6 separate regions of the Homo sapiens genome follow, and regions 2, 3, 4, 5 and 6 are each linked to region 1. The links are chromatin contacts, found by Hi-C in ENCODE. All regions are on one chromosome and are shown on one strand. The core of a region is the stretch at or near the end of the contact, and the rest is flanking DNA. Distances in the headings are between cores, read along the strand shown.

Region 1 (3,370 bases), core at 50-2,549:
CTGCTCTTACCTCGGACCTCCCCGTCTAGCCTGGCTGCTTCGCCCTACATGCAGCACACTCATCTCAGCTTTGGGGACTTCTCTCATGTTGTTCCCTCAGCGTGGAGACTTCTCCAACTGCCAATAGTGCCCTGCTCTCTAGTTCAGCTCAAATGTCACTTTCCCAGTATTGCTACCTGAATTATGCCCCATTATTTTGTTTCTTGACACACTTATTCAATGTGTAATTATAGAAGAGACTGCGGGTTTGTTTACTGTGTTTCCACCCATAGATGGTGAGGCCCATGAGGAGAGGGTCTGAAGGTGTTTCCTCAGAGCCCAGACCATTCACATAGATCACCGTGTATCTTCAAGTCTGCATTCTGAAAGCTCCCGTGTCACTAAAAGTATGACAAAATAAATGCATTATGGGAAAGAAACAGAAAGGAAGAGAAGGGAAGAGAAGAGAAGGAAAAAAGGAAGGAAGGAAGGAGGGAGGGAGGGAGGGAAGGAAGGAAGGAAGGAAGGAAGGAAGGAAGGAAGGGAGGGAGGGAGGGAGGGAGGGAAAGAAAAAGCAAAAAAGAGCGTAGACCAGCGCCTGGTACAGGAAGCACTGAATCCATTTTGTTAAACCAGAGCTAACCCTTGAAGGCCTCTTTCTAGATGAAAAGGAACCTGCCAGGCGCGGTGGCTCATGCCAGCACTTTGGGAGACCCAGACGGGTGGATCACCTGAGGTCAGGAGTTCGAGACCAGCCTGGCCAACATGGTGAAACCCGTCTCTACTAAAAATGCAAAAATTAGCTGGGCGTGGTGGCGGGCGCCTGTAATCCCAGCTACTCGGGAGGCTGAGGCAGGAGAGTCGCTTGAACCCGGGAGGTGGAGGTTGCAGTGAGCCGAGATCACGCCACTGCACTCCAGCCTGGGAGTCAACACTGAAACTCCGTCTCGAAAAAAAGAGGAACCTGAGGCAATGGAGACCCCCTGAAGGATGAGGTCTGGGGTTGTCACACAGGAAAGCAGCGGATGAAGGCGCAGCCCAGAGCCCTTCGGGGGCCTCTCAGGCCACCAAGCAGCCCGGGAGTCCCGACAGTTCGCCTCTGGGGCCTCAGTGTTAGGGACGGGGAGAGGCGGGGCTTCCTCCGCGGGGGCGGTGCCTCGGCCCAGTTCCAGGGGCGGGCTCTTCCTCAGGGAGCTTCCTCATTGGCTACCCACTCGCCCAATGAAGTTCCACCTCTCGGAGGTAGACGCTCTACCCAAGTGGGCCCCTCTCTATGGTCCCACTTCCTCCCGCCCAGAGTCTCCGGGGAACCACAACACGTTACCCATGGGCACCTGTGAAGCTGAGGCAACCTTCTGGACCCCAGCGCACGCTCTCGGCCAGCTGTCTTCCTGCTCGAGCCCCTTATGCACAGGAAGTCTCACTCCTCGCCGAAGAGCAGGTTCATCTATTAATTCAGTCAACCAACACGCAACACCTGCTGTGTGCCAGGCTTTGTGCAGGCGCTGGGGGCATAGGAGGTGATCCGGTTTCTTTCTGTGCATTCTCTCTTACTCTCTTAGAACCATCTCAGACACAGCCTGGGCTTAGTGACCTCCACGTGTGGGACATTCTTGTTTGCTCAGACGTCCCTCCTGGAGATCTCCAGTCCTCCTGGATGCTTGTCCCACAGTCCCCCTCCAGCACGACATGAGTCATTCGTTTATTTACTCAAAAAATATTTAGCGATCACCTACTAGAAGCCGACACTGTTGTAGGTTCTGGGGATGGCGCTGTGAACACGGCAGATGGAATTCGTACTCTCTTATATGCTGATTGAGCAAAGACAAGAAACAAATAATAGATGAATGTGATTGTTTGCCATGCAGTGATCACTGCTGTGAGGAATGAAAGCTGGGCCCCACGGAGGAGACGATGTTTCCGCAGATGGCTCTGGTCGAAGAAACATCAGTTCTCCCCACACCTGTTCCTCCTCTTTCTGTCAGTGGCGTCTCCAGTCTCTCCTGACCAGAAAACCTGGAGTCCCCAGCTCTTCCCCTGTGGACTCCATCCCATGTCCCTCTCGCACCGGCCCACTCCCTGCACGCCTTCCCGTCCTCCCCACCTCGTCTCTTCCCTCCCTTCCTCTTGTCTCATTCCTGTCCCCTTCTAACTCATCTTCGCCCGCCGCTGCCAGGGTCGCCTCCCATCCATAGCTGCTTAAAGACCTGCGGTGGTGACCAGGTGCTCTCGACAGAAATTGCATAATTCCAGCTTGATAATCAGTGTCCTCCACAATCTTGTCCTAGCTAGCCCCCCAATCTTATCCTTCATGACAATGTTTTGCACCCCCAGCATGGGGACTTGGCGGTATGTTCACAGCGTTTACCTCCTCTGACCCCCTGCTCGCCGCTAGTTTCCTCCTCCTGAAGGCCCTCCTCCACCCTTGGTGGCTAAGTGCCGGCGCCACCTGCCACCTGCGCCACCTGCCACCTGCCACCTCCTCCTCCGAAATTCCTTCCCTCACACGCGCACACACACATCACACACACCACAGCACACACACACCACACACACACACCACTCACACACACCACTCACACCACACACACACCACAGCACACACACATCACACACACCACAGCACACACCACTCACAGCATACACACCACAGCACACACACCACTCACACACATCACACACACCACAGCACACACCACTCACACCACACACACCACAGCACACACCACAGCACACACACACACCACTCACACGCACCACTCACACACCATTCACGCACCACGCACACACCACAGCACACAGACACATCACACATACCACTCACACACACCACACACACCACAGCACACATACATTACACACGCCACTCACACACCACAGCACACACCACTCACACACCACACACAGCACACACACATCACATACACCACATACACCACACAAACACACCACACACAAACCACTCACACCACAACACACACATACCACACACACCACAGCACACACACACCACACACACACCACACACACCACAACCACTCACCACACACACCACTCACACACCACAGCACACACACAACTCACACACACCACAGCACACATGCACTACATGCACCACTCACACGCACAAAACAGACACACCCCACTCACACACACCACCTACACTACAGCACACACCATTCACACACACCACAGACACCATTCACACACACACAACTCACGCACATCACACAGACCACATACACAACCACACACATCACACACACACACACCACATACACCACAACACACACACCACATAAACACACTACACACCACACACACACACATCACTCACACATGCCACTCACACCATACACCACTCACAATACACATACCACATACACCACAC
Region 2 (3,561 bases), core at 900-3,399, 1.2 Mb after region 1:
CCTATACACAGGAATCTTTTCGGCCAGCCCGAAGTCACCCACGACAGCGGTGAAGCCTCGATCTTCCCGTCGGACTAGACAGTTCTGACACACACACACATAGTATCCCCACGCACTCATCACCTTCTGCTGTCTGGCCTCCCAATGTATAACCCAAAGCCCTGTCACTCCAGCATAACTCCAACCCTCTCTGCTCTCCCAGTTTTTCAAGGCACTTCAATATTGCAACATCATCCAACACTCCAAACACAGGGTGCTACTCAGTCCCTCCGAGCACTCCCCTCACCCTGGTCCCCCAATATTCTCCAATGCCTTGCCACTCCAACATCCTAATATATCTGTTATCCATATTCCAACATCCACAGGCCAGTTACAACCTAATAGCCTCAAACCCTCTTTCATGTCTCCACCCACCCTGCTAGCCTACCTTGGATGTGAGGTCGCGGTGAAATACACCTTTGGAGTGCAGGTACCGCAGGCCTCGGGCAATGTCCAGGGCCAGGTGGAGCCTGACCGGCCAGGACAGGGGTTCAGGGGAGCTGAGCAGCTGTTCCAATGTCCCCCCATTCATATACTGGTGCATAGGAGGAGAATGGGAATAGATGTCAGACTTCAGTCTGTATTCTAGGTCCCCCACTTACACGCTAGGGGACACTCCCGAGGATCACAGAGGTCATAGGGGTAAGACTGTGCTGTAGGACCCCCCCCATCCATGTTCTAGGATTGCCCCGTTCAACTCAATAGCCATTAGCCATGTGCAACAATTTAAATAATTTAAAAAATTTTTTAATCAAGTTGACCCACAAAAAATAATCTAAACAATGAAAATAATTTAAATTTAACCACATGTGGCTAGTGGCTACTGTATTGGACAGCACAGATAGAGAACATTTCCGTCACTGAAGAAAATTCTATTGGACAGCACTGTTCTAGGGGATACAGAGAATAAGACCAGTTGAGGCCTTTTATATGTGGTTTGCCTAAAGGAAAGTTCAGGAAAGCCTCCCCTGAGAGGAGATCCTGTTGCCTCTCACTAGTCCTCCGTAGATCCACCAGGCCTGTTGACTCCCTTTATCCTTGGGGGTGAAGGGGGGTGGGGATCCCTCCTTCCTGGCCTATCCTCACCTCTGTAAGAGCGTGCAGCTGTCCCTGGTGCACACAGACTCCCATGAACCTGCAAGAGGATGGGGAAGATAGAAGGATAGGCTATTAAAGGCCTCAGCTCCTCCTCAGTTCCACTTTTCCCGCGGGATCTTTCCCTTTCTCTCCCGCCCAGCAAGCTGCCCAGAGACTGGGGCCGCTCACCTTAGGATGTTGGGGTGCCTGAGCCGGTTCATCAGCTGCACTTCCCGTAGTGTGTTGCCCCGGTTACTGGGGAGCTTGTTCATCTTCAGCACCATGACTTGCCCTGACTGTCGGTGCCGAACCTGGGGGCAGGAGCAGCCGGCGAGGGCCGGGCAGGTCGGGCGGGTCGCCGGAGTCTGGACCCTCTTCCCCGCACTCCCGGCCCCCTAGTTTCAGCCTCTGGTTGAAGGCTCGGTCCCGCCCCTCTGCCCTCTCGGCCGGTCCTACCTTGTAGACCTCAGAGAAGAAGCCGGCCCCGATCTTCTCCGCGCAGTGAAAATCGTCCACACGCGCCAGGCTAGACACGGCGCTGCGGAGAGCCCGGTAGGAGGAGGGGCGGCCCCGGCCCGGGCCTCCGCCCGTGCCCCCCGGCCCCGGGGGCCCCTCCCCCGGCACCTCTCCAGGCCCGGGCCCAGGGCCCCGCAGTGGGGGCCGTTCCCCGGCCATGGCCGGGCCCCCAGCCCGGGCCTGCCTCACATGGCAGGGTCCCCAGGGCCCGGGCAGGCCGCGCTTGCCATGGGCGCGGGCCCAGCCCGATCCCGGGCGCCCGGACTCCGGCTCCCGCCCTGAGAATGGAAGATCCGCCGAAGATCCTGGACCCGCCCCCGCCGCGCCGGCTGGCTGGGCCCGGGTGGACGCCGCGCCGCTCCGCTCCGCGCAGGGCCTGGGCTTGGGCCTGGACCGGGCGGTGGCGGTGACGGTGGCGGCAGCGCTCCGGGGCGCCGGCGGGCTGGCTTGCCGCGGGCGGAGGCGGGCGGGCGGGCGGGCGGCGGCTGCTCCGCTTAGCCGCCGGGGATCAGGCTCCGCGGCCTGCCGGGGGCGGGGCTGGGCCGGGCCTCCGCTTAACTCCTTCCAGCCCGGCCTCCCGGCAGCGGCCACGCCCCCTCAGGTGCGCACCCCCGCCTCCCCGCTTTCCGGCCGCGATGCCCTGGGCCGCCCGGGTCAAATAAGCTCCGGCCTGAGCTTGAATAACGGGAGGGAATTAAGGGCTGATGGTGCGCATGCGAAGCTTAGCTGCCCAGGGAGTCCCCTCTCCTCCCTGGGTTACTGTCCGTTGAGGGTCGGGCTCAGAAACCTGCCGGATTCCTGGGCTCCAGGGACCAACGGGGCAGAAAGGTAGGCCCCTCAGGCCCAGCCGCAATCAGAGGTAGCCTAGCAACCTGTCCACCTTCCTGGCCTGCGCCCCGGCCCAGCCTGCCCATTTCCCAGGTCTCTTCGACTCCGACACCTTGAACCTCTGGCCTCCCTAACACCTTCTACCTTCACGGGAGGTTGTGATACCCCGGGGCTATAGGAAGCCTTTGGCCGGCCCATACCCAGCTTAGCCCCGACTCCTCCTCACTTCATCCTGCCGCCTCCCAATAAAGAAGAGAGTCCAGGTCCTCCGCCCTGTGACCACCCAGCCGGGACCTCCCTCTTACTACTTTGCCCAAAAGACTCTAAGAGAGAAGCCTCCACCTGCAGGGAAGCCCGTCCTTCCGCAAGATCCCACCCCCCTCAAAGAACGCTGTCCCTCGGAGACCCCTCCCTTCCTCAGTGAGACACCTCCCTTTCGGGGGCACTTTTCCCCAGTGTGGCACTGCCACCGTCAGTGTGTCAGAACCCCTCAGTGCTGCACCCCCTTGCTCTGTGTTCCTCCCACGCAGTGAGACCCCACCTCCGAGGAAATCCACTAGTCATTGTGACCCCTCCTCTCAAGGTGACTCCTCCCCTCAGTGTGACCCAGCCCTCCTCAGTGTGAGGGTTCCGCCCTCCACGTAGGAACACGGTCTGCCCCCTAAGGCCGGAGGAGGGGCTGCAACTGGCCTCTTTAAGTCGGCGCGGTGCCTGGGTGCGCACGCAGTCTCAGGACTCCGTGCACTCGCCGTACCAGACGCTTCCGGTTCTGCCGCTGGTTCCTCCTCCGGCCTCGGCGAAATAGCCAATCATCGCTAGGGTTGGGTGGTGACACGCGATCCCGGCGGTCCACTCCGGGGCAAACGGTTTAAAAGGGCGTCGTTGAGCCGCCTGCCACCTAGCGGCGGAACGGTGGGCGGAGGGAGAGAAAGCTGCCGTCTCGAGTGCGGAGGCAGGCTGAGAGCTCCTCGAGGAAGCGAGGCTGAGTCCTGCAGGAATTCTCAAGTACTGTATTGATATTTCTGTAGTAAGCTTAAAAGAGAATTAATACAAGCACAGTCCGTATCGCGTGGGGTTACCGTCTTCCAATGGAGTCTGGTT
Region 3 (3,228 bases), core at 458-2,957, 1.7 Mb after region 1:
ATCACTGTCTAAATAATAAGTTCCTTATGGCCAGAGAAAATACTTTTTTCTTTCTTTTTTTTGCGCTTCCACACCACTGACGTTGAGTAAACCAGTTTAAGTTAACTACTGACAAAGTCACAGAGCCTAAAGAATCTGAGATTTGGCCGGGTGCTGTGGCTCACGCCAGTAATCCCAACACTTTGGGCAGCCGAGGCGGGCGGATCGCTTGAGGTCAGGAATTTGAGACCAGCCTGGCCAACATGGTGAAACCTGTCTCTACCAAAAATACGAAAATTAGCCCGGCCTGGTGGCGCGCGCTTGTAATCCCAGCTACTCTGAAGGCTGAGGCAGGAGAATTGCTTGAACCCAGTAGGCGGAGGTTGCAGTGAGCCGAGATCGCACCACTGCACTCCAGTTTGGGCGAAAGAGCGAGACGCCGTCTCAAAAAAAAATAAAAAAGAATGTGACTTTTGTAGAACTTGATCAAATCCAGACCCAAACGGTCCGCTCCTCGGAGAGGCCACAGATCGGCGCTGAGCTGGGCTGTCTCAGTTCTGCAAGTGTCCTGTGCTGCCATCTACCGGTGTCTGGGAAGCGTCGCCCTCCCTTATTGTATCTCCTGGGGAGAGGTTGGAGAGGGCGCCGCTTAAACTGCAGAACATATGTAACTGTCATGCAGTTCATTAGACACCTGTACAAGGGAAAGGCCTCACTTTTCTCCAGCAATTGCAGGCCCTCCTAACTCCATATCAACACTCATCTCGTAAAATTCACAGATCTCGCTGACCTGCCTCAGTAGGTACTGATCTGACTCCTACTGTCCATCCCATCCCAGAACCCACACCCGCCTGCACAGCGTAGGCTTCAGAAACTGCTCAACCTCGCAGACCTGAACCCCACCGCCCAGATTCCCTCATTTTCACAGACCCCTGAGATTCCTTGCACTACCTTGCAATCCCTACGGACCTCCCCTATTAGTGCAAATGCACGCGCCCACCCAGACATCCCTACAAAGAGGTTAGAGTTCCGGCGGCAGCTCACACCGGTGCGAAAGCAGCGAGATAGCCCCAACCCGGCTCAGAGCCCTCAGGCTGGTGGCTTTGGCCCTGGCTCCATCTCCCCACCTCTGCCCTGATCCGCTCCGCTCAGGCTAGCAGCCTGCCGGCCGAGGCCCCGCCCCTCTAGACTTGTCATCACAGAAGCCGCACGTGGCCGGGGTGGGACCTCAGGCGACCTGCGACCATCACTTTGTCTCCTCCTTCCTCCTTTGGGGCCGCCACCGCCAATCAGAGCCAGCGGATCCTGGTTGGAGTGCGACCGCCCGGGTGAGGCGTGAGGGAGAAGGGGCGGAAGGAGGAGGGGCTCTGAGATGGGAGGGGGATCGTGGTGGAAGGGTCTTGGCGCGACTTCTGCCAGGCTGGAATCCGAGGGGGCGGGTCCTGGTGAAAGGCGGAGAGACCGAGAGGAGGCGGGGATCGGGGGTGGGGCCTGGGAAAAGCTGAGGATCCTGGGGAAATGCAAAGAAAACGCGAAGGAGGTGCGAGGTCAGAAGGGGGCGGGGCCCGGGCTACAGGGGAGGAGCTCGAGAAATTAAACGAGGAAAGGGACAAGTCCACAGAAGGTGGAAGGTGGGACAAGGGAGAGGGTGGGCCCGGGCGTTGCGGGGGCGGGGCTCAGACTGAAGGGGCGAGGTTTGCAGGCGGAGGCTACAGCTAGGGCTGCTCAGTAACTGCCCCAACCACTACCACGTCCCCAAGTGCAACGGGACCCACGGAACTACAGGTGTGGGGCAGGGTGAGCGTGGAAGAAGGGACGCGGATGGGGGTGCGCTTTGCAGACGATCTGGAGACTGCTGTGTGTTGAGGGAAGATACGAAGTCGCGGGAGCAGTTGGGGACTCAATGTGTGGGCAACAAGGTGCATTCTCCAGAGGCCTCTATGGGGGAAGGGCGGGAGCGCTTTGTTGTGGGGGGGTTGCGAGGTACATTGTGAGGGGGCTGTCTCTGTCTGATGTGGGGGGTTGGAGGAGGTACATGAGGGGCAGGGGACATGGAGGTGCTTTGAAGGAAGGGGGGCTGTTTAATGGAGAAGGAGTGTAGCGGTGTCGGAGGGTCTGCGGGCACTATCTAGGGGAAGGGGTTGTAGGCCCAACTTGAGGCAGGAGAACAGAACCCCCAGTACTTTGACAAAGTAACAGTTTAGGGCATTGTAGTAACTACAGGAAGACACTTGTGTTCTGGGTTCTAAGAGCAAGGGTGTTGGGGTTAGTGGGGTGAAGAGGCCAATCTATTGCACTCCTGTCTGCTCAGCTTTTAACTCCGCCTTCTGGCCTGGGCACTCAGAGAGGAGTCAGACCCTGCTTGTCACTAGGGCTTGTGTGAATGTCTCCTCAGTCTATTTTGGATCTGTCCAGCTGAGACTGGGGTTTCTTCCCTAAGCTGAGGTCCCGGGGGACCCTTCCCCCGCTGGGTTCCTGTCAACCCCCCATCCTAGTTCCTGTTCCTCCCAGAGCCGGCCTTGGTCTCTGTCTCCCCCCTCCCCCGCCCTGCCCTTATGCTCTGGGTGTGCTCATTTCCCACTTCCTTCCTTGCCCCAGGGCCTGGCCTGGCCCTTGCCCATCTAGGAGCTGTGCCCTGCCCGGTACTTTGTTATCAATGACCAGAGACCCTGGTAACCAGCGGCAGGGCTCAGACCCCACCCCCACCACTACCACCCAGGTCTCTCGCATAGATCCCCAAGTGACTGGTAGCCACATTTAACCACTTGCCACAAACAGATTTTCCCCACCCTTATCCTTCTGGGTAGGGAACGCTAGGGCTTCTGTGGGAGGGGGGAAGTGGTGAGGAGTATTGAGGGTCTTCTGTCTGTTTTGAGAGGTGGGCCACGACTGTAAGCTGAACCCAGTAAGGGTTGTGAGGTTCCAGCCACAGCTAGGGGAGGAAGAGGGAGTGGCTCCCCACACTCCAGGCTTGGAAGCACTATCAGAACAGGCTAGGACCTAGTTCTCTTGAGGGCTCCTCTGCTTCCCTGAGGGGATTTGATGGAGTGCTAGAGTTCTTTTTGCCCCTGGGCTGGCTGGGAGAGGGTGGGAAAGGCTTGAGTTCCACACAGTGGCTAAATGAGTGTGACAGTGTTGCTAAAAGGGGCCCCAAGCCAGCCTCCTCACACAACCACCCAGGAGCTGAGAGACTGGCTGGGGAGGGGGGTGGGTCTGCTGAGGACAGACAAAGCCCTGGGGTAGGGTGGG
Region 4 (3,716 bases), core at 1,217-3,716, 1.7 Mb after region 1:
ATCTTGGTGGGAAGAGCATATCAGCTTATGAGTAGCAGCGTTGCTGATTGCCACTGAACTCAGGCTGGAAAAGTTAGCAAGTTTTCACCAAGTCAGGTCCTGGACTAGAATAAACAAAGGCTCACTGCTTGAGAGAAGTTGGCTGAAGGGTATAGTGTTAAGGGGGATGTGACTACATGGCAAGGGCCAAGTCACAAGGAATGAGATTCTTGTTGAAGGGGTTGGACATTATCCCTAGGGTAATAGGGTTTTTTTGTTTGTTTGTTTGAGACAGCGTCTCCCTCTGTTGTCCAGGCTGGAGTGCAATGGCATGATCTCGGCTCACTGCAACCTCCGCCTCCCGGGTTCAAGCAATTCTCCTGCCTCAGCCTCCTTAGTAGCTGGGATTACAGGCATGCGCCACCATACCTGGCTAATTTTTTTGTTTTTTGTAGAGACAGGGTTTCACCATGTTGGTCAGGCTGATCTCGAACTCCAGACCTCGTGATCTGCCCGCCTGAGCCTCCCAAAGTGCTGGGATTACAGGCGTGAGCCACTGTGCCCGGCCTATGAAGGGTTTTTTTCCCTTCCCATGAAGAATTTTAAGATAAAACATCACATTGGCCAGGCACAGTGACTCATACCTGTGATCCCAGCACTTTGGGAGGCTGAGGTGGGAGGATCACTTGAGCCCAGGAGTTGACCAGCCTGGGCAACATGGTAAGACCCTATCTCTACAAAAAAGAAAAAAATAACAGTAATCACATTAATGTTTTAGTTAGAGCTGTCTTGCTGCAATGTGGAGAAGGGATAGTAGGGAGACACAGGAGGCTGGGAGGACAGTGAGAAGGCTGCCTCAGTGATCCTGGAGAAGGGATGAGGTCTGAACTGAGATAAGGGGCTATGGGGATGAAGGTGGAAGAATAACTCAACTTTTTTTAAAAATTAACATATTCCTTTATTCGTTTGGTCAGTATGTGAACCTCAAATATATGCTAGGTGCTGAGGATATCATGAAGAAAACAGAATTCCCTGACCTCAATGAGCTCACATTCTACTCGGAGGGGATAAACCATAAATACGTGTAGAATTTCAGATGCTGATGAGTTGTGCTATGGAAGAAATTAAGGAAGTGAGGGGAAATTTTTCCAGGGGGTGTGGTGGTGGGAGGTGCTGAACTAGTAAAGTAGGGGATTGCAGGAAGCCTTGCTGATGTTACAGTTGAGCTTCAATATGAAGGTGATGGAGATCCATTTCGGCATCGGGAACTGAAGCTGACAGAGGAGATGGCAAATGCAAAGGTCCTGAGGCAGAACTGCTGTGGATGGAACAGAGTTAGGGAAGCAAAGAAGTGGCAGCTAGATGAATCAGAAGGGGAAGAGGCAGATAGTGTGCAGGGCCATGTAGAGCCAATGCAAGAACTTTTACTCTGAGATGAGAAACCAGTGGACGGGTTTTGTTTCTTTTTGAGACAGAGTCTTGCTCTGTTGCCTAGGCTGGAGTGCAGTAGCACGATCTCAGCTCACTGTAGCCTCTGCCTCCTGGCTTCAAGCAATTGTCCAGTCTCAGCCTCCTCAGTAGCTGGGACTACAGGTACACATCGCCACGCCTGGCTAAATTTTGTAATTTTTAGTAGAGTTGGGGTTTCAGCATGTTGGCCAGGCTGGTCTCCAATTCCTGACTTCAACTGATTCTCCAGCCTCAGCCTCCCAAAGTGCTGGGCTTACAGGTGTGAGTCATCGTGCCTGGCATTTTTTTTTTTTTTTTTGAGAGGGAGTCTTGCTCTGTTGCCCAGGCTGGAGTGCAGTGGTGCAATCTCGGCTCACTGCAACCTCTGCCTCCTGGGTTCGAGTGATTCTCCTGCCTCAGCCTCCCAGGTATCTGGGATCACAGGCGCCCGCCACCACTCCCGGGTAACTTTTGTATTTTCAGTAGAGACGGCGTTTCGTCATATTGGCCGGGCTGGTCTTGAACTCCTGACCTTAGGTGATCCACCTGCCTTGACCTCCCAAAGTGCTGGGATTACAGGTGTGAACCACTGGGCCCAGCCTCCCCTCCTCCACTCCGAAGGATTATTTGCTTAATTATTCAGTCGTAAGATTTAGTTACAGGCTTTGAAAGGAGGAGTAATGAAATCTCAGTTGGACTCAGCTAAGCAAAAAAGGGAAAATAAGTATTATCTCCATTTTACAGATGAGGTAATGCCTAATGATGACAATATGTGCGGCCAAGCTAGGATTCAAGTCAAGTTTGACTCCAGCAGCCGTGCTCTTAGTCGTAACCATGAATGGACAGTGGTTCCCTGAACTCTTCCTCCAGCTTGGTCCCCTGTCCCCAATTTTCAATTACTAAATATCCCATCAAACTGGGGCCAGCCCCACGCTCCTGGCCAAACTTCCACCGAGGTGCCGGCAGATGGCGATGGAGCCACCGACGGGCCACTCTGTCTGGCGCACGCATCTCTGTGCTGCCAGGTCGCAGGCGCCGCCGCCGCCGCACTTCCGGGTGCCATTGCAGGTGAGCCAGGGTCTCCCGAGAACCTCACCCCCCGGTATTCCCCTCACCCTGAAGTAAGGGAGTCTCCCTCTTCCCCTCAGCTCCTAACCAAGGTGCTCAGTACCGCGGCTAGGGTGCCCAGCGGGAGGCTGGGTAGTTACCGGAGGAGGCAGAGCCGGTCGCACGCCTGGGTCCCAGCGGAGGCCCAGTCGACTCTCGACCCGGGCCCCAGCCTCCTTGCGTGGCGAAGGTCGTGCCTCAGGTCTCCTGGCGAACCTGGCCGCCCGGAAGCGGAGAGTGACTCCTCCCCTTCGTCCCCTCGGTGCCCGCCAGGCGGCGCCGTCGGCTGGGCCCGGATTCCCCTGCGGCTTCGATCCCTTTCCACTGGGTATTGAGATTGGCGAGGGGAGAGGCGCAGAAACGGCGTGTAAGAGAGCCTGACTACCAATTGGAATAAGTTTCCCTCCTGACTGTTCACATGTACAGGCAGCATTAGCATTTCCTGCCTGTACATGTGAACGTTCCTATGCTCTACCCCTCGAAGATCCTGATTCAGTAGATCTGGGGTGGGACCTCATGAAACGGCGTCTCCCTCTGTTGTCCAGACTCTAGTGCAGTGGTTCAATCTCGGCTCACTGCAACCTCCGCCTCCCCGATTCAAGCGATTCTCCTGCGTCAGCCTCCCCAGTAGCTGAGACTACAGGTGCCCGCCACCCATTTTTGTATTTTTAGTAGGGACGGGGTTTCGCCATTTTGGCCAGGCTGGTCTCGAACTCCTCACCTCAGGTGATCCGCCCGCCTCGGCCTCCCAAAGTGCTGGGATTACAGGCGTGAGCCACCATGCCCAGCCTGGAAATAGGAGGAGAGTAATATTGCGAGGGGTTGGCTGTGAAATGGTTTATCTCCAGGAAGGTTTCCGGGAGGAAGTGATTCTAGCTGGGCTTGTATTCAGGGACCAGAATATCCACTGGTTCTTTGCCCCACAGTAATGAATTTACTTCCCCACCCCTATCAGGATGCAGAAAGCCTCAGTGTTGCTCTTCCTGGCCTGGGTCTGCTTCCTCTTCTACGCTGGCATTGCCCTCTTCACCAGTGGCTTCCTGCTCACCCGTTTGGAGCTCACCAACCATAGCAGCTGCCAAGAGCCCCCAGGCCCTGGGTCCCTGCCATGGGGGAGCCAAGGGAAACCTGGGGCCTGCTGGATGGCTTCCCGATTTTCGCGGGTTGTGTTGGTGCTGATA
Region 5 (3,416 bases), core at 709-3,208, 1.0 Mb after region 1:
AGAACCTGTCTTCAAACAAGCAAATAAAAACTTCCTTATCCTGAACCAACAGCTGCCTCCTTATAATTTCTATCCGTTGGACTTACCTAGTATCTCTGGGGCCAAATAGAATAAACCCTGTTTAGCTATTTTAAGGCACTTAACATTTCCTCAGAGCTTAAAGAAAAAAAAAAAGACAAAATTTTTAACTCATCTTCTCAGGATAGACTGCATCCTCTTAGTATCTGTCAAAGATGTGCTCTAGCCAGTATCAAGGAAAGCAAGAGAGTGACTTGTAGAGACAATAACTCTATTGCTACAGTTTCCAAATCCCATGAACTTTCTTAGTAGCCACATCACACTGCTGACTCATCTTGTACTTTGAAGAAATTAAAATTCTTCACTTTGGGAGGCCAAGGTGGGTAGATCACTTGAGCCCAGGAGTTCGAGACCAGCCTGGCAACAAGGCAAAACCCCATTTCTACTAAAAATACCAAAAAAAAAATTGCCGGGCAGGGTAGTGTGCACCTGTAGTCTCAGCTACTCGGGAGGCTGAGGTGGGAGAATCACCTAAGCCCAGAAAGTCAAGGCTGCAGTGAGCCATGATCACATCAGTGCACTCCAGCCTGGGCAACAGAGCAAGACCTTGTCAAAAAATATATATATATTCCTGTAACCTTTCTATTAATGAGCACTGATTTCATCATAGTACCCCAGTACTCTGCTTGTGAAGTTGCCACTCATTGCTTAAAACTGAAAACTAAGGATTTTACATTTATTCATGTACTGCTTAGTCCAACCCTGTTGAACTCTCTAAACAGTTCTACCATTCAGCAAGAGGTGGATTACTATGAAGCCAACGAAGTGTCAAGGCCCTTCACTTACACAGTCCTTTCCAAGGCCCAATACTAATGTTGCACTGATAATTTTGAGTTATTTTTTTAACAGAACACCAAAATTTGTATAAGCCCAACAAAAACGAGGATCTGCCCTTGCATCTGGCATATTGTGTACCTGCCTCAACTTCCTATTAGCAATAAATCTACTAAGTTTCTCACCTCAATCCTTTTTTAAAGTTATTGATATAAAGTTAACAGAATTTGCCTACTTGGGACTTTTAATCCCTTTTCAGCCTTTGTTCAACCAATGAGAGTCTTACCTTAGTGAGAGGAAGTGTCTCAGGCAGAATAAGCCCCTCCTTCTCCAATAGACTCTTCTCCTCATCTGTCAGTACTAGCCTAGCAATCTCCTAGGGTAACAAGAAAGTGGACGGCAGTTGCATGGGGATGTCAGAGAGGAATGGGGAATCCTGCCCCCACCTGGGGAATGTGAGAGTAATCTCCTGAAAATCAAGTCAAGTACCTGCTCTGCCAGCTCCTCCATATGCTGTGGAGTCATCTGGGTCCCCTCTTTTCTACAGCTCTCACTCTCTGCAAAAGGGAAAGTATGAATAGCCAGGCCCATGAACCCTGTCCTCCCCGCAAACTTATTTCAGACTCACCTAGATCCATAGAGACAGTTTCCCGTGGGAGGGAGTAGGTGTGGTCATGGTGGACAAGGCAGGGGTTGGAGGAGCTGAGAATGTTCAACGACGCTGGGGGACTCAGCAGGGAGCACAGCAAATCATCTACTTCCCAGTCGCTCGGTACCTGCGCAGGGTTCCAATGAACAGGCCTTGACCTTATCACCATCACCTGACTTCATGGACATCCCACGCTTTCCCCAGTCAGAACCCCAACCTACCTCAGAAAGCGGCAGCGCCCAGTCCAGTGGGGCCCTCACGGCCTCATCGGGTGCCGTCCCCAAATCTCCACTTTCCTCTAGCAGGAAGGCCAGCAGGTCTTGGTCACCAGCATCCAATTCCAGCTCCATTTGGGACAACTACGGAAAGGGTGGGCCACCGGGCCCCAACGTCCGAAGCCCAGACACGAGCCCCAGGCCAGCTGTAGGCCTCGGGCACCTATCCACTGTCCCTCTACGGCCGGGATTCCCCGCCGGCGGCTTTCCATAGCCCTCTCCGGACCCGCCTCCCAGGCTCAATTCTCCTCAGCCTCCAACGCAGCGAAAGTGACGCACCCCACCCCGTGGCACTGTGGGACTTGGAGTTCCCTCCAACTGAGAAGAGGCTTGGGTGCAGCGCCACGTCCCAGGGGCTATGCAAATGTAGGGGACGGCCCTGCTGCCGCCTCGCACCCCGAGGGCGGGGGTTCCGGGGCTCCGGCTCCGCCTTCTACCCCAAGCTAGAAAAAGGAAGAGTTCTAGCCTGAAAGGGAACTCGGGCGTCGTCCTGGCGTCCTCTCCGGATTGCGCCGCACCCTCGCTTCCTGCCAGGGAGGGGCTGCCGGGCTTTGGCGGCTCCCGAGCATCGAGAACGGGGCCAGAGCAGCTTCCTGCCTGCCCCCCGCGACCATAGAGCGCGGGCCCAGGGCGCCGCCCGCGGGTGGGGGACGTTCCCAGGACGGAAGTGGCCGAGAGAGTGTCGAAGGGAGGGCGAGGCCGGAGCCCGAGGGCGACCCGAGAAGCGGCGGGGCGGCGGGCCGGCGGGCGGGGCGCAGAGCCAGGCAGCGCAGGTAGGCCAGACCGGGCCGGGCGGGGGCCTTAGGGTGGGGCCGCGGGGCCTGGCCCCGGGGCGGGCGGGCCCTGCCTCTCTTGCGTGTCCGGTTCGGGTCCTATTAGTTGGAGAGGTCAGCGTCCAGCGCATCTCGGCTTGAGCTCGGCGTGAAGTAGGCCGTCTTGGGGAAGACAGGCCTTTCCTGGGAGCAGTCCTATGTCTGGGATAGGCTTTGGGGAGCGTGAGGAGTCGGGTGGCAGCGGGGCGCAGGGCGGGGACGGGCTTTGGTGTTAGCTGATAGCGGGCATGTGGGTAGGAAAGCTTTGGGTGAGTTGGGGATTAGGTGGGGTCCGTTTAGGAATCAAGGGTCGCTATAGGAGTTAAAAGCTGGGGTTAAAACTTAAGAGTTAGTGTGAGTCAGGTCCGTTTTAGATAGGTAAGGTTTAGATTACGGTCATTATCTTGTTTGCTGGGATGGCCATCATACGTCATAATTTGAGTTCAGGGTCAGGTTAAGGGTCAACAAACAACAGGAATCAGGTTAGAGCTTGTTTGAGGGATTAAAGAATGTTGGCATGGTCGGTGTTAAGGATAAACAGTGAAAGCGTGAGTTAGGAATCAAATTATAAATGAACTTTAGGCTTAGGGGTCAACATTTAGGGTTAACATCAGGGGATTTGGTGCTAAAGGCAAAACTTAGATCAGTTTCAGGGATCAGGGATTGGATATGAGTCTGTGCTAGGAAAGGGATGAATGTCCAAGCCGGTACTGGGAATCAGGAAACAAATTAGAGGTGGGGTTAATGTTAGGAATTTGGGGCAGCTTTAGGGGTTGTGGTTTGAGGCTAGCATAGTTGACCTTGAGCAGATAAAATTTAAGAGGTTGG
Region 6 (3,481 bases), core at 636-3,135, 1.0 Mb before region 1:
GCCTGGCCGGAATGTGAGGTCCTTGAGCGCCCTTGAGCCATGGCCTTGGGCCTGCCAAGATTGAGGCAGGCGTGGTCACCGAATACTTCTGGAGTGGGGAAGAGAGCACAATTTACGCTGTCCCTGCCACAGGAGCTCCCACTCTTGCCAGGGAAACTAACCTGGAGGTGGGAGCTCCTTTTATTTGTTGACCTTTTTTTATACCCAGGGGAAAATGGCTTGCCAAATTTGGAGGGTGTGTTAGAGATGATCTGTCTTAATCATCCTAAAAAATCTAAAAATTCGGCCGGGCTTGGTGGCTCATGCCTGTAATCCCAGTACTTTGGGAGGCCAAAGTGGGCCTATCGCTTGAGGTCAGGCGTTCAAGACCAGCCTGGCCAGCATGGTGAAACGCTGTCTCTACTAAAAATACAAAAATTAGCCAGGTGCGGTGGTGCACTCCTGTAATCCTAGCTACTCGGGAGCCTGAGGCAGGAGAATTGCTTGAACCTGGGAGGCGGAGGTTGCAGTGAGCCGAGATGGTGCCACTGTAGTCCAGCCTGGGCGACAGAGCGAGACTCCGTCTAAAAAAAAAAATCTAAAAATTACGTTGGAAGCAGGTGCCTCAAAGAGATGAGCAGTAGAAAGGGAGGGCCGCTAAAGGCAATCGGTCAGTCACGGCCTCCCAGACCCTAGGAATTCTACCACTGCTGGAGAATCTGATCAAGCACTAATTGAAGGTTCGAGTTGACAGAGAAAACGGTGATTTAAAATAGAACCCCCAAAGTCAGATAGATGATTGGAATCTCTTTGGGTTTGGAATTCAACTGCTTCTCACGTGCGCAACTAAGTGTGCTCCAGGGAAATTTGAGTTACTGATATTCCAGGCCATGTAGGGCTATCGGAAGCATGTGAAATATGTATATTTGCAGGGGGAAAAAGTCTAGGGAGAAATACACACCAAAGGAATACATTCGTTCATTCATCAGGTATTACCTATTTCATGCCACACCTTGGGCTCTAAAGAATCAGAACTACAGTGTAGCAAGGGAGAAAAACGGGCAAGATTAAAACATCGTTTATTTTCTTCTTTTATTTTTCTCTGTGTTTTCTAAATGTGACTAGATCTCTAACAACCAAGAAGGTTTTATTTATTTTGAAAAAAACTACTTTTCCTGTTAAAAGGTCAGCCACTCTTCTGAGGGCGGAGTCGGAAAGAAGGTCCCATGAACCCACCTAGCGTCCAATTTCCCTTTTTTTTTTTTTTTTGACAGGGTCTCACTCTGTCCTCCAGACTGGAGTGCAGTGGCACCATCTAGGCTCACTGTAACCTCCGCCTCCTAGGTTCAAGTGATTCTCCTGTCTCAGCCTTCCGAGTAGCTGGGATTACACGTGCGTGCCACCACGCCCGGCTAATTTTTGTATTTTTAGTAGAGACAGGGTTTCACCATGGTGGCCAGGCTGGTCTTGAACTCCTGACCTCAAATGATCCACCCGCCTCGGCCTCCCAAACTTCTGGGATTACAGGCGTGAGCCACCGCGCCCGGCCCCAGCGTCCAATTTTCAAAGCCCCTCTGCTCAGCTTCCAGAGATCCCAAGAAACTCTTAAGTGGAAGTATCTCGTATCCCCACGATGCGACCGGTCACAAAACACGCGACCCGAGACACTGGAAGTGGAGGCTTTTCGATGGACCAAGCTGCGCGGTTTTCATACCGACCCGCGGCCAGGCTGTCAGATAGGTGGCCGGCCACAATCACTGCCACCTTGGACAGGGACCCGTGAGCTGACGGCCATCAAGCTTCATAAACTGGTCCGAATCCAACGGACCGCTACTGCCGGAAACGGAAAGTCCTCAAGGGCGGGTGTTGGAAGCGGAGCGGAAGCGGAAGGCGGGTACCGGAAACGGTGTTTGGTGGAGCCCGCGATGGCCGAACCTGCGTCTGTCGCGGCTGAATCTCTCGCGGGCAGCAGGGCGCGCGCTGCACGCACAGTACTAGGTCAGGTGGTGCTCCCGGGTGAGGAGCTGCTCCTGCCGGAACAGGAGGACGCGGAAGGCCCTGGGGGTGCAGTGGAGCGACCGTTGAGCCTGAATGCTAGAGCGTGCTCGCGGGTGCGCGTTGTATGCGGTCCGGGCCTTCGGCGCTGTGGGGACCGCCTGCTGGTCACCAAGTGCGGCCGCCTCCGTCACAAGGAGCCCGGCAGTGGCAGCGGCGGCGGTGTTTACTGGGTGGACTCTCAGCAGAAGCGGGTGAGCTGGGACTCCGGAGGGGTGGTGCGGCAGTGAGAGTGGTAGCCCTGCTTTGAGAAGACCTCCCAAAAGAAGAGAGGGACCCTGAGGCCCTCTTTTGTTCAGGCAAACCTAGAGCCACCGTAGTCTTGTGCCCACTTCTGCATGTCCTTTAGAGGGACCGTGAACAATAGGAACATAGCCTGAGAAGGGCGACCAGGAGAGAAAAACGTTTGGAGACCGTGAGTCATGATTATAGTCTTCAAAACCCCACAGCAGGCCTGCCGTTTGGAGTCTCAGAGGGCAGGACTAGGCTCAATGAGTGGATGTCATAGGGAGTTAATTTCTCCTAGAACAGGTAAGAATTTCATATAGAAAAAATTGTCTATGGAATGGGCTTCCTTGGTTGTAAGGATTCCTTTGCCACTGGACTTATGCCACAAAGCTAGAGACTTACTGGTTGGGGTGCCTAAGAGATAATGGAGTTTGGACTCAATTAACAGACTACCAGAAGCTGCACACCCGGCACTTTATGAAGTGATTTTCTTTTACCGAAAGTGGCATTTGATCAGATTTCTCTTTAATGACAATAAAGTAACCACAAAGGACTTGCTGAAGGTATCTTCCAATGGTATCTTGTCATTTATGGCTGTTTTTTCATTCTGTTTCTTTTTGTAGTATGTTCCAGTAAAAGGAGACCATGTGATTGGCATAGTGACAGCTAAATCTGGAGATATATTCAAAGTTGATGTTGGAGGGAGTGAGCCAGCTTCTTTGTCTTACTTGTCATTTGAAGGTGCAACTAAAAGAAACAGACCAAATGTGCAGGTAATTACGGGAGCCTTTGGTTTCAAAGAAACAAACATCCATTCCCTAGAACACTCACATATCCAGAAGGCTATCTGAATTGTCTCCAAAGCATGACCTAGATCTCTGAGCTTGTATATAATTGCCCCAGGCTCCAAGAGTTTCTTCAGATGCTCCAGGATCAGAGCCACATAATTATTATTATTATTTTTTACATTTACAATTTATTTTACATTGGCTACATTTGTTCTTGGGATGTTTCATTTCTACTGAGTTGAAAGGTTGTATCTATCATCGCCATTATTTGTTATGTCCATATCCTCTGGACAAGGATGTCTGCTGTAGGCTTAGAGGAGGGACAGGTGGTGCAAATTGACATTATCAGCTATCCATCCATCCTGGCTGTAGGTCCTAGGAGCTGATAGAGGAGTAATATTGTTACCTTGGGTTTTCAATTTGAGCTTTTC

What was found. Hi-C counts contacts between places; a loop is a spot of excess contacts on that map. Pooled maps may share reads with other maps.
Region 2: a map of CD8-positive, alpha-beta T cell shows a loop between it and region 1 (12-fold over the local background). The contact joins the promoter of TESK1 here to the enhancer-like site in region 1. A Hi-C loop is called at or near these places in 4 of 168 maps with a recorded cell type or tissue (CD4-positive, alpha-beta T cell, CD8-positive, alpha-beta T cell and naive thymus-derived CD4-positive, alpha-beta T cell) and 6 of 50 pooled maps.
Region 3: a loop to region 1 is called in a map of CD8-positive, alpha-beta T cell, with 5 times the contacts of the local background. The contact joins the promoter of ATOSB here to the enhancer-like site in region 1. A Hi-C loop is called at or near these places in 3 of 168 maps with a recorded cell type or tissue (CD4-positive, alpha-beta T cell, CD8-positive, alpha-beta T cell and naive thymus-derived CD4-positive, alpha-beta T cell) and 6 of 50 pooled maps.
Region 4: a pooled map shows a loop between it and region 1 (14-fold over the local background). The contact joins the promoter of PIGO here to the enhancer-like site in region 1. A Hi-C loop is called at or near these places in 2 of 168 maps with a recorded cell type or tissue (CD4-positive, alpha-beta T cell and naive thymus-derived CD4-positive, alpha-beta T cell) and 5 of 50 pooled maps.
Region 5: a loop to region 1 is called in a map of CD8-positive, alpha-beta T cell, with 15 times the contacts of the local background. The contact joins the promoter of CREB3 here to the enhancer-like site in region 1. A Hi-C loop is called at or near these places in 2 of 168 maps with a recorded cell type or tissue (CD4-positive, alpha-beta T cell and CD8-positive, alpha-beta T cell), 1 of 37 single-sample maps with no recorded cell type and 3 of 50 pooled maps.
Region 6: a map of naive thymus-derived CD4-positive, alpha-beta T cell shows a loop between it and region 1 (23-fold over the local background). The contact joins the promoter of EXOSC3 here to the enhancer-like site in region 1. A Hi-C loop is called at or near these places in 1 of 168 maps with a recorded cell type or tissue (naive thymus-derived CD4-positive, alpha-beta T cell), 1 of 37 single-sample maps with no recorded cell type and 7 of 50 pooled maps.

The regions. Positions count from the first base shown.
Region 1 is chr9:36,763,965-36,767,334 of GRCh38, reverse strand. No RefSeq gene overlaps it. Among named protein-coding and RNA genes, the nearest start is that of MIR4475, 58 kb to the left of the region's middle. RefSeq lists enhancers at 1,305-1,464, 1,985-2,503, 2,504-3,022. Within about 2 kb of position 1,299, at least 5 of the 41 ENCODE cell types and tissues checked have a DNase peak (open chromatin) inside an H3K27ac peak, as active enhancers do.
Region 2 is chr9:35,603,850-35,607,410 of GRCh38, reverse strand. TESK1 (testis associated actin remodelling kinase 1) reads right to left here and starts at 2,149. Exons shown (of 10, transcript NM_006285.3): 1 at 1,573-2,149; 2 at 1,306-1,427; 3 at 1,126-1,174; 4 at 428-574; 5 at 2-84. The coding sequence starts at 1,791. RefSeq lists silencers at 1,284-1,543, 1,325-1,619, 1,554-1,723, 1,744-2,043, 2,074-2,323 and an enhancer at 2,804-2,913.
Region 3 is chr9:35,114,341-35,117,568 of GRCh38, reverse strand. ATOSB (atos homolog B) reads left to right here and starts at 1,707. Exons shown (of 9, transcript NM_025182.4): 1 at 1,707-1,764. RefSeq lists a silencer at 1,503-1,562 and an enhancer at 2,896-3,228.
Region 4 is chr9:35,095,341-35,099,056 of GRCh38, reverse strand. It overlaps PIGO (phosphatidylinositol glycan anchor biosynthesis class O), which reads left to right and starts at 2,466. Exons shown (of 11, transcript NM_032634.4): 1 at 2,466-2,902; 2 at 3,491-3,716. The coding sequence starts at 3,492. It overlaps PIGO-AS1 (PIGO antisense RNA 1), which reads right to left and starts at 2,753. Exons shown (of 2, transcript NR_186491.1): 1 at 2,637-2,753; 2 at 913-1,297. RefSeq lists an enhancer at 2,460-2,799.
Region 5 is chr9:35,731,208-35,734,623 of GRCh38, reverse strand. It overlaps CREB3 (cAMP responsive element binding protein 3), which reads right to left and starts at 1,958. Exons shown (of 9, transcript NM_006368.5): 1 at 1,723-1,958; 2 at 1,481-1,628; 3 at 1,342-1,409; 4 at 1,139-1,228. The coding sequence starts at 1,851. TLN1 (talin 1) reads left to right here and starts at 2,429. Exons shown (of 57, transcript NM_006289.4): 1 at 2,429-2,549. MIR6853 (microRNA 6853) reads right to left here and starts at 1,702; the gene lies at 1,629-1,702. RefSeq lists enhancers at 1,833-1,922, 1,973-2,022, 2,823-2,872 and silencers at 2,153-2,312, 2,353-2,642.
Region 6 is chr9:37,783,468-37,786,948 of GRCh38, reverse strand. EXOSC3 (exosome component 3) reads left to right here and starts at 1,885. Exons shown (of 4, transcript NM_016042.4): 1 at 1,885-2,228; 2 at 2,886-3,035. The coding sequence starts at 1,905. RefSeq lists enhancers at 1,993-2,132, 1,630-2,145, 2,143-2,202.